2 separate regions of the Homo sapiens genome follow, and region 1 is linked to region 2. Evidence: read pairs that join two places in POLR2A ChIA-PET (ENCODE). Cell type or tissue: Caco-2. All regions are shown on one strand. Links, peaks and the distances in the headings refer to the core of each region. The heading gives the core; the rest is flanking DNA. Region 1 overlaps ARID3A (AT-rich interaction domain 3A). Region 2 holds the start of LINC01836 (long intergenic non-protein coding RNA 1836).

The links. ChIA-PET counts read pairs that join two places held together with the same protein. Peaks named below come from ENCODE experiments on the same cell type or tissue, not always from the same donor. Only the 100,000 strongest peaks of a DNase experiment are listed, where the experiment ranks them.
Region 1: POLR2A ChIA-PET joins it to region 2 with 8 read pairs; 4 of 35 experiments call an interaction of 5 or more read pairs at or near these places.

The regions. Positions count from the first base shown.
Region 1 is chr19:960,327-965,689 of GRCh38, forward strand. ARID3A (AT-rich interaction domain 3A) reads left to right here. Exons shown (of 9, transcript NM_005224.3): 5 at 3,922-4,105; 6 at 4,507-4,754. Among named protein-coding and RNA genes, the nearest start is that of WDR18, 21 kb to the right of the region's middle. RefSeq lists an enhancer at 2,483-3,001 and a silencer at 4,695-4,872. In Caco-2, for the core only: no CTCF peak of the experiment used is centred there; DNase peaks (open chromatin) are centred at 835 and 2,115; H3K4me3 peaks cover 239 bases.
Region 2 is chr19:780,333-785,695 of GRCh38, forward strand. LINC01836 (long intergenic non-protein coding RNA 1836) reads left to right here and starts at 2,464. Exons shown (of 2, transcript XR_001753829.3): 1 at 2,464-2,998; 2 at 4,483-5,363. LOC101928450 (a long non-coding RNA gene) reads right to left here and starts at 2,276. Exons shown (of 2, transcript NR_187752.1): 1 at 1,872-2,276; 2 at 670-905. RefSeq lists an enhancer at 2,017-2,590. In Caco-2, for the core only: no CTCF peak of the experiment used is centred there; DNase peaks (open chromatin) are centred at 2,019, 2,399 and 3,269; H3K4me3 peaks cover 3,104 bases.

The DNA.
Region 1 (5,363 bases), core at 128-5,127, 180 kb after region 2:
AACACATCCTGCCATGGAGGTTTGACGCGGGAGGCACGCCTGTGAGTCTAAGGGGTAGGTCCCTTGGTGGGGGGCAGGGCAGTCTCAGGGCCCCAACCCAGAACAGACAGTCCAGGTCATCTCCTTAGCATCCAGGGTGCAGTGAAGTGGGGGTCCCCACTACTGGGTAATGGGGGAGTGGAACCAGCCTCTGTGTTTAGGGAGTGGGGTCAGATTCGGGCTGGCCAGGTGGGTGCAGGTGCGGCAGGACAGAAGCCCCCCGCCCGGCCGCGAGATGGCTTAGAGTCTAATGATCTCATGGCGGCCAATGCGACATTTGAGTCCTGGCCCCTCCCCTCTTCCCACCAGGGCCTCAGTTTCCCCATCTGTAAAAACGGGCCACAAACAGTCCCTGCCCAAAACTCAGTGGCCAGCAGGTACCCCAGATGTGCTGAGTGCAGGGCCGCTGTTTACTGTGCACACTTATTGGGCACCAACGGTATACCAGGCTCTGTGCCCCCAAAGTCTCCTGGCCTAGAGAGGGCAGGTCTGGGCTGGTGTCCAGGTGGGGAAACTGAGGTCCAGACACAAGACAGACTCAGACGACCAAGGGTAGCCGGGGTGTCCCAGCGGCCATTCCCAGGCCCCACCCCAGCTTAGAGTGACCACGGGGCAGAGAGAGTGCGGCAAGGGCTTCCGTCTCGCCTCCAAGTCCTCGTCGGCCGGAGAGGGTCCTAGGAGCGTCTGCTGCCAGGTAGGAGCCGCCCCAACCCCCCTGGACACTCCTCTAGGGCAGGGAGCTAGCTCCGATCCCCACTGTTCAGACGGGGGAGGAGGCCTTGGGGCCCACAGAGGTCGGAAGGGGTGGGGCAGAGGGCTCTGTCCCTGCACTTGGGGCCGTCACAGGGGCCCGCTGTGTCCCAGCCTCCGCCCACCCCTCCCCTGGCTTCTATAAACACAGGCCCCAGACCCGCCACTGCCAGCCGCCCGGAAGGGAAGGAGGAGGAGGGTTGTGGGCCCCCTGGCCCACACTGCCCAGCGGCCTCCGAGTTAACCCCTCCCGTGCTGGGAACAGAGGATCCAGACCCGGGACCTGGGCGGGGGCCCCTCCTGTGTTATCCTCCAAGGCCAGGCTTGACCAGGGCCCACTGCCCCCTGTGAGGCTGGACAGATCCTCCCCATGACCCTTTATCATCCTGTTCGCACCTGCTCAGCCCTGACCACTCTGCTGTGGGGCTCCGAGCTCCTGGGTCCAAAGCCAACCCGTTTTGCTGTTACCCGTGCCTGGTACAGTGCCTGGTGTCCTGGGGGTACTTAGAAAGCACGGTGAGGGCTGGGCATGGTGGCTCACACCTGTAATCCCAGCACTTTGGGAGGCCGAGGCAGGTGGATCACTTGAGGTCAGGAGTTCAAGACCAGCCTGGCCAACATGGTGAAACCCCGTCTCTACTAAAAGTACAAAAATTGACCAGGCGTGGTGGCAGGCGCCTGTAATCCCAGCTACTTGGGAGGCTGAGGCAGGAGAATTGCTTGAATCCAGGAGGCAGAGGTTGCAGTGAGCCGAGATTGCAGCACTGCACTCTAGCCTGGGTGACAGAGGGAGCCCCCGTCTCAAACAAACAAAAAGCAGGCATGGTAGGCTGCTCATGAGTGTGGGTGAGATGGGGGCCCGTGGCACGTGGGGCCGTGAGGGTTGGTGTCCAGCTTTACCTCCCTCTCCAAGCTGGGAATTCCTACAGGACAGGAGACAGCGAGCTCCTATGCGTCCCTCAAAACCCAGCCTCAAAGCTCCCTCTTCCTTGGCTTCCTCCAGGAGCTTCCTGCTCTGTAATGGGGGCCCTTGGAGCTGAGAATCCGTCAGGTGAACCTGCCCATCACCCTAGACTTCACAATCTTCCTCTCCTTCACTCCAGACAGAGAGAAATAATTTTTTTTTTCCCCTGTGTCACAAAGTAAAAAACTCTAACTAAATTTCTCAGAATTCTCTGGGGGCTAGAAGTGAGGGAGGGGTCCTGACCACACCCTCTCCCCTCAGCAGCAGCAGCTGGACCACCTGACCTGCTGTTCCCTGACAACCTCCCCACCCTTCCTTATCTGGGCCCCACGACGGGCCCTGGTGATGCTCCCAGCTCCTTCTGTAAACATCCTCCTCCCGCCCACTGCAGAGCCAGGGCGTGGCCCTGGGAACCAACCCTCTGCTGCTGATCCTTTTTTTTTTTTTTTTTTGAGACAGAGTTTTGCTTTTGTTGCTGAGGCTGGAGTGCAATGGCGGGGTCTCGGCTCTCTGCAACCTCCACCTCCCAGGTTCAAGTGATTCCCCTGCCTCAGCCTCCTGAGTAGCTGGGATTACAGGCGCCCGCCACCACGCCCGGCTAATTTTTGTATTTTTAGTAGAGACAGGGTTTCTCCCTATTGGCCAGGCTGGTCTCGAACTCCTGACCTTGGGTGATCCGCCCGCCTCAGCCTCCCAAAGTGCTGGAATGACAGGCTTGAGCCACCGCGCCCGGCCTGATGCCGTTACTTTTACTTTGCAAACTCTGAGGCCTAAACTGGTGTCCCGAGTGGGGCCGGGCGGAGGCTCTGGGCAGGTTTCCGGGCCGATCCTGCAGCTGAAACCCGGCGCGGCTCCTCTCGCCCAGGCTGTAAAGTGGGTTTCAGGTGGGATCGGGTCTGAGGCCCGTCTTCCTCCAACCTGGGATCTCCTCCATTCACTGGGGGTTTTGCAACCTGGGAAGGGCCTGGAAGTGGCGGAGGGTGGTGGGAGGTGTTTCTGGAAGGTCAGACACCGGGGGTTCCGGGGGTAGCAGGCCTCGACCAGGCAGAGGGCCGGCTGCTCACTCAGGGCTGCACCCGCTCTCCAGCCAGTCACATCCCAGAACCTCGATGTCCACGTCCCCATCCCTAACAGGGCGATGGGCGTCCCCTCCCACCCCATGGTGAGTGGGCAGCAGCTATGGCCTGGGCCACCTGCCCTCACTGGTCTTCACTGAGCGCCTACTGTATGCCACTGAGTGCTGGGACCCCACGTAGGCAGAACATGGGGTGGGGGCCACAGACTGTACACAATTGATCTCCTAAGTGCAGAATTTCACGGACAGAACGATAGGTTTAAGTGGGTCTTGCCTACTGTCAGGCCAGGGAGGGGCTGGGCAGAGGTGGAGCTGACATCTGAAGCCAGAGGCTCCTGGTGCAGGGGCAGCCTGGGAGAGCCCTGGAGGGGGCAGGTAGGGCTGGAAGGGCGGGGAGGGGCCACGTCTGCAGCCGGCTCCAGGAGTTGAGGGGCAGGAACCTGAGTCAGCCCAGCCGCCTCTTCTTCCTGGGCCAGCCCACCTACCGCCCTTCCCCTGCCTAGGCTAATCCTCCCCCTTTCCCTCCCTGGCATAGCGTAGCCCACAACCCTCTCCTCCTGGGCTAGCCCAACCCCCCATGTCGGGGCTAGCCCATCCCCTTCCCCTCCCTAGGCCAGTCCACAGCCCTCCATTCTCCAGACTTGAAATTGGGTAAGCCAGGCTTTACCCCTTGCCTGCCTGAGGCTGCAGAGCCCCTGTCAGTGTGGAGGGAACAGGCCTCTGGGAACATAGGCAGAGTTGTTTTGGCAGCTGCCGTGGTGTGTGGCGTGGAGAAGGAATAACAAAGATCCGGGCGTCTCCCGCACGTCCCTCCTCTCAGTAACCCTCCTCCCGAGGGCTGCGCTGTCCCTAAGCCCAGGTTACTGGTGGATAAACCGAGGCAGAGCTGCCCCCTCTGCACCCTCTCGAGCAGAGGTTCCCAGCCTGGATGATCCTGCACCCACAGAGGGCCCTGGGCAATGTCTGGAGACATCTGTGGTTGTCACAGCCTGGGCGGGGGAGTGCTCCTGGCATGGAGAGGGCGGAGGCCAGGACACTCGGCTCCCTGCAGTGCCCAGGTGGCCCCCAACCTCCCTCTCGCCCCTTCCCCCAGGGACACCTGTGAACCGCATCCCCATCATGGCCAAACAGGTCCTTGACCTGTTCATGCTGTACGTGCTGGTGACGGAGAAGGGCGGCCTCGTGGAGGTCATCAACAAGAAGCTGTGGCGTGAGATCACCAAGGGCCTCAACCTGCCCACGTCCATCACCAGTGCAGCCTTCACCCTGCGGACCCAGTGAGTGGCGGACGGTTGTGCCGAGGTCGGGCCAGGGCACTCTGAGCAGCCAGTGCAAGGGGCCTGCAGAAGAGGGAGGGGGTGGTGGGCAGCTGCAGAGGAGGGGGCAGTGGGCAGCCGCAAAGGGCACAGGGCCACACCGTGCGTCCAGGGCCCGAGAGCGTCAAGTAGGGGTGCGAGGACCACACAGTCTCTGGGGTTGTGCAATCAGGGGCCATTGCGAGGAACAGCATTGAGATGGAGGGAATGGGCAAAGGCCCAGCAGCTCTGGGGGCTGCTGAGCAAGTCCAAGGGAAGAACCAGGGATGGTGGTGCCACAGTGGGGTTTACTTTGTACTGAAGGCCAAAGAGAGCCGTAGGGGTGACCCGGGTGCCATCCTCTTCCCTCGTCCCACCCACAGATACATGAAGTACCTGTACCCCTACGAGTGTGAGAAGCGGGGCCTCAGTAACCCCAATGAGCTCCAGGCAGCCATAGACAGCAACCGACGGGAGGGCCGGCGCCAGAGCTTTGGTGGCTCCCTCTTTGCCTACTCGCCAGGCGGGGCACACGGCATGCTCTCCTCACCCAAGCTACCCGTGTCCTCCCTGGGCCTGGCCGCAAGCACCAATGGCAGCTCCATCACCCCCGCCCCTAAGATCAAGAAAGGTAAGGGCCTGTATGGGGCCTGGGGCGTGTTCCCAACTGAGCTTCAGCCTGGCTGTCTGACCTTGGGGGATACCTCTTCCCCTCTCTGGGTAACCAGGATGAAAAACCCTATAGTTGGCATGGAAAAGGGCTTCCAATCTACCAGTCCTCTGCCTATGGCAGACATTACCAATCCATCACCATTTTCTAATTCCACACAGGTGGCAGGCAGACATTGCTAATCAATCTGTGTTTCCAGTCCTGTGGCCAAGGCAGACATTACTAATTGATCACTGTTTTTCCAGTCTACACTGAGGCAGGCATCATCAGTTGATCAGTTTTCCCTCCCACTGAGCCTCTGAATCCTCCATAACACAGAGGTACCAACAGCACACACAGCAGTGTCACCTCAGTTTGCCTGTCTGAGTTACCATTTCTCATCTGGGCAACATAGTGAGACCCCATCTCAAAAAAAAAAAAAAAAATTAGCTGGGCGTGGCAACGTGCACCTGTGGTCCCAGCTACCCAGGAAGCTGAGGTGGTCAGATGGGTTGAGCCCAGGAGGTCGAGGCTGTGGTGAACTGAGATTACACCACTGCACTACAGCCTGAGCAACAGTAGTGAGACCCA
Region 2 (5,363 bases), core at 82-5,081:
TCTGTCGCCCAGGCTGGAGTGCAGTGGCACGATCTCAGCTCACTGCAAGCTCCACCTCCCGGGTTCACGCCATTCTCCTGCCTCAGCCTCCCGAGTAGCTGGGACTACAGGCGCCCGCCACCACACCCGGCTAATTTTTTGTATTTTTAGTAGAGATGGGGTTTCGCCGTGTTAGCCAGGATAGTCTTGATCTCCTGACCTCGTGATCAGCCTGCCTCGGCCTCCCAAAGTGCTGGGATTACAGGTGTGAGCCACTGCGCCCAGCCTAGCCTTTTATTTTTAATAGAGATGGGGTCTTGCTATGTTGCCACGCTGGAATTTTTTTTTTTGAGGTCTCTCTGTGTTGCCCAGGCTGGAGTGCAGCGGCACGATCTTGACCCACCAAAACTTCTGCCTCCCTGCTTCAAGCGATTCTCCCACCTCAGCCTCTGGAGTAGCTGGGATTACAGGTGCCCGCCACCACACCCGGCTAATTTTGTATTTTTAGTAGAGATGGGGTTTCATCATGTTGGTCGGGGTGGTCTTGAACTCCTGACCTCAAGTGATCCGCCCGCCTCGCCCTCCCAAAGTGCTGGGATGACAGGCGTGAGCCACCGTGCCCGGCTGCCCACACTGGAATTCTATGTTATAGGAACTTCATCTCACTGAAAGAAAAAGGGGACTCCTGGATGGGTCCTGAATTTAGACATTTATTTGTTCATGAAACAAACGCTGATGGGGCCGTTGCACACCCAGGTCTGCACTGGCCGCCCTGTGGGGCCCCGGAGGGGCGGGGGCAGGGAGAGGCCGCCTGAGAGGCAGTGGCCCGGGTGGAGGACCCAGGGCTGGGCCTGGCGATGCTCCGACTGCAGCTTCCGGAGAACAATCTCAGGTCCACAATGTGGAGACGTTGGCAGATGCTCCTGCTGAGGACCGACAGACATCATCCCCGCTTCATCCTGCTTTTTCCTCCCATGAGGAGGTCAAAGTCACACCGTGGGGCCAGGCCCGGTGGCTCATGCCTGTAATCTCAGTACTTTGGGAGGCCAAGGTGGGCAGACTGCCTGGACCCAGGAGTTCAAGACCAGCCTGGGCAACATGGTGAAATCCCATCTCTACTAAAATACAGAAAATTAGCTGGGCGTGGCTGGGCATGGTGGTTCACGCCTGTTATCCCAGCACTTTGGGAGGCTGAGGCGGGCGGATCATGAGGTCAGGAGATCGAGACCATCCTGGCTAACAGGGTGAAACCCCGTCTCTACTAAAAAATACAAAAAAAAAAATTAGCTGGGCGTGGTGGCAGGCGCCTGTGGTCCCAGCTACTCAGGAGGCTGAGGCAGGAGAATGGCCTGAACCCGAGAGGCGGAGTTTGCAGTGAGCTGAGATCACGCCACTGCACTCCAGCCTGGGCGAAAGAGTGAAACTCCGTCTCAAAAAATAAAAAGAAAAGAAAAGAAAAGAAAAGAAAATTAGGCCGGTGTGGTGGCACACACCTGTAGTCCCAGCTGCTCGGGAGGCTGAGGCAAGAGAATCGCTTGAACCCGGGAGGCGAGGGTTGCAGTGAGCCGAGATCGCGCCACTGCAAGACTCCGTCTCAGAAAAACAAAGTCGCACAGGAGAGTCACGTCCACCCCCTGGGCCACCGGACAGTCGCCACAGACCAGGCAGCTGAATCCCCGCTCTACAGACAACCCCATCAAGGCTGGGGCAGTGAGACGCTCTGAAGGCCACAGGCCCCCAGGATCCCACCCCGTCCGTCTCTCCCTCCCTGCTGTCCCTCTGTGAGCCACACCCTGCGGCTGTCAGCGGCAGTGATGGGGGCTGCAGGGGCTGGGGACAGAGGGGGATGAGTTTCCAGCCAGGCGGCCTGGGAGGGTAGCTTTAATCCCCACCTCGGTTTTGTCTTAGAAGCAGTTGCATGGCTGTGCTCCAGGCCGTCCAGGGTTCAGGCTGAGCCACCGTCTAGGTCTAGACGTCAGTGTCCATCAGGACCTGGCGTGCCCTGCAAGCAGACATGTGCTCCTTCGACCTCCGTCAACCCTGGAGATGAAGCAGGGAAGGGGCCCTGGCTGGAGGCTTGGACATCCATCCGGAGGGGCGGAGTGGCCTCGAGGCGGTGTGTGAGTCCCCGGGGAAGATGCAGGGGACGCTGGGTGGCCGGTGGCACGAGTGAGGCTCGGGGTCCCGCAGCCCCCCGTGGTGTGGGTGCCTGAGTTGGGGGGTCCTCGAGGAGGACAAGGGAGGGAACTGAAGGGGGCCAGGACACCCGGTAGCTTGGCTGCCGGGGGCTCTGTGATATGCTAAGTCCCTCCTGCTCACCACTAAACCCAAGAGGAAAAGGAATTCCTGGCAGAGTCCAATTTAAAGTCAACAAACAAACAATGTGGGAAGGAGAGAAGGAATCCCAGGAATGTGGGCGAGGTCCTCCTCCCGCCGGGGCCACCCTGGACCCGGCGAGAAATCGAAGGTCCCCCAAGGACCCACGTCCAGGAGCCAACAGCCTCTCTGTGCAAACCAGACAACCCTGCAGGAACTGTGCTTGAAGAAACCGTGGAAACTGCCCCCAACCCTCCCGTCTCTATTTCTTTCTCTGTTTTATTATCTCATTCTTGGCTGTGAGGTAAACAGGAGAAAATGAGAAGGTGGTTCTGGAGGACCCGACCGAATTTGCTTTCGTGACAGGGTCAAGCGCCCTTTCCTCGCCGGCCGCAGCCCTCACCAAAGGGGATTTGGGGGCCTCCGGACAGGGGTCCTGAAGGTTTTGAATTGTTCAATCTCTGGGGGTACAGGAACCCCTGCAGGAGGTTTCAAAGGCAAGAGTTTCGCAGAGAGAAAAAAACCATGAACTTTGCAGGTTGGTGGCGGAATCTGGTGATTTAAGAAAACGTGTTTAAGCCTCGGCCGGGCCGCGCCTGGGCTGTCTGCGGTGCTCTTCCGGAATTCTCTACAATATCTGGAAGTGACCAAGAAAATTCCAGAACCCGGAGGCTGCGCCGTGGAGATAAACATGGGCACCTGGGTATGTTTGTTTTTATTGTTAGGACCTATTTTATCACAAGCAAAAAAAAGGAAGCTGCCCAGAAATCCAGGGGTGATGGATAGAAGGCGATGGGGCCTGCAGTGGCCCAACGGATTCTAGAATTTTCCTCTAGGAAGATGCCCGGGAATTTTAACCCTGTTGGCTCGACCCAGAAGCTCGGGGTGGCAGGGAAAGGATCACTGTGGCCTTCCTTCCTTCCTTCCTTCCTTCCTGGAATTTCGCTCTGTTGCCCAGGCTGGAGCGCAGTGACGTAATCATAGTTTGCTGCGGCCCTGACCCCAATGGCACAAATGAGCCTCCTGCCTCAATCTCCTAAGTAGCTGGGACTACAGGCATATGCCACTACGCCCGGCTAAATTTTTTTTTTTTTTTTTTTTGAGACAGAGTTTCCCTCTTGTCGCCCAGGCTGGAGTGCAGTGTCGCAACTTCGGCTCACCACAACCTCCGCCTCCCAGGTGGAAGCGATTCTCCTGCCTCAGCCTCCCAAGTAGCTGGGATTACAGGCATGAGCCACCACGTCTGGCTAATTTTTGCATTTTTAGTAGAGACGGGGTTTCGCCATGTTAGCCAGGCTGGTCTCGAACTCCTGACCTTGTGATCCACCCACCTCGGCCTCCCAAAGTGCTGGGATTACAGGCGTGAGCCACTGCGCCCGGCCCATTGTTTATTTATTTATTTTTGTAGAGACAGGGTCTCGCTGTGTCACCCAGGCTGGAGTGCAGTGGCAAGATCACATCCCACTGCAGCCTCGACCTCCTGGGCTCAAGTGATCCTCCTGCCTCAGCCTCCTGAGTAGCTGGGACCACAGGCATACGCCAGCACGCCCAGCTAATTAAAAAAAAAAAAAAAAAACTTTAGCAGCCAGGCACGGTGGCTCACTCTTGTAATCCCAGCAATTTGGGAAGCTGAGGCGGACAGATCACTAGAGGTCAGGAGTTTGAGACTATCCCTGTCTCTACTAAAAATACAAAAATTAGCCAGGTGTGGTGGCGCACATGTAATCCCAGCTACTCCGGAGGCTGAGGCAGGACAATCACTTGAACCCGGGAAGCAGAGGTTGCAGTGAGGTGAGATCGTGCCCCTGGGCGACAGAGGGAGAATCCATCTCAAAAAAAAAAAAAAAAAATTTCCGGATGGGGTCTCGCCACGTTGCCCAGGCTGGTCTTGAACTCCTGAGCTCAAGTGATTCTCTCACCTCGACATCCCAGGTTGGTGGATTACAGGCGTGAGCCACAGTGCCTGGCCCTGGCTTTTCTTCTTGTTTGTCAGGCTCTGCTGTTGTGATAGGAAGGCTTGAGGACTTCAAAGGGGCGGCTGGTGTGCGGGGTTGGGGACGATGGCAGGGACAGGAGGGAGGTGCTGTTGGCATGTGTGGAATGTGGCATTGGCGCTGGATGGACGGGTCTGTGTGCGCTGACTGCGTGTCCGATGCCAGGGCCTGTGTTCCCCCTGCACGTCCCCAGGAAGGAACTGCTGGACCAGCAGAATGAGGGGCCAACGCCAGGGGCAGCACTGCCCGGCCACAGAGGACTGTGGCCCCACAGATGACACCCTCAGCTACCAGCTCCTGCATCTGGAAGATGACCAGGAGGAGGAAGGACGGTCTGCAAGTGTTCAAAGTGATGTTTCCAGGCCGGGCGCGCTTGTAATACCAGCATTTGGGAGGCTGAGGCAGGCGGATCACCTGAGGTCGGGAGTTCGAGACCAGCCTGACCAACGTGGAGAAACCCCGTCTCTACTAAAAATACAAAATTAGCCAGGCGTGGTGGCGCAGCTACTCGGGAGGCTGAGGCAGGAGAATCGCTTGAACCCGGGAGGCGGAGGTTGCGGTGAGCTGAGATTGTGCCATTGCACTCCAGCCTGGGCAACAAGAGTGAAACTCCGTCTGAAAAAAAAAAAACCTCTATAACATCCAAAATACTAACCACTTGTTACCTCTAGATTGTTTGGGGATGTTAGATTTCTCCTTTGTTGCCAGCTCTTTTATTTTTATTTATTTATTTATTATTATTATTATTATTATTATTATTATTATTATTTTGAGATGGAGTCTTGTTCTGTTGCCCAGGATGGAGTGCAGTGGTGTGATCTCGGCTCACTGCAACCTCCGCCTCCTGGGTTTGAGCAATTCTCCTGCCTCAGCCTCCCGAGTAGCTGGGACTACACGCGTGTGCCACCACGCCAGGCTAATTTTTGTATTTTTAGTAGAGACGGGGTTTTGCCATGTTGGCCAGGATGGTCAGGAACTCCCCAACTCTTATTTTTAAATGTTGGGCCACACAAGTCTGGGAAATGTTAGTTTTCAAACACATCAGGGAATAAATGGATACAAAAGTCTTGAGGA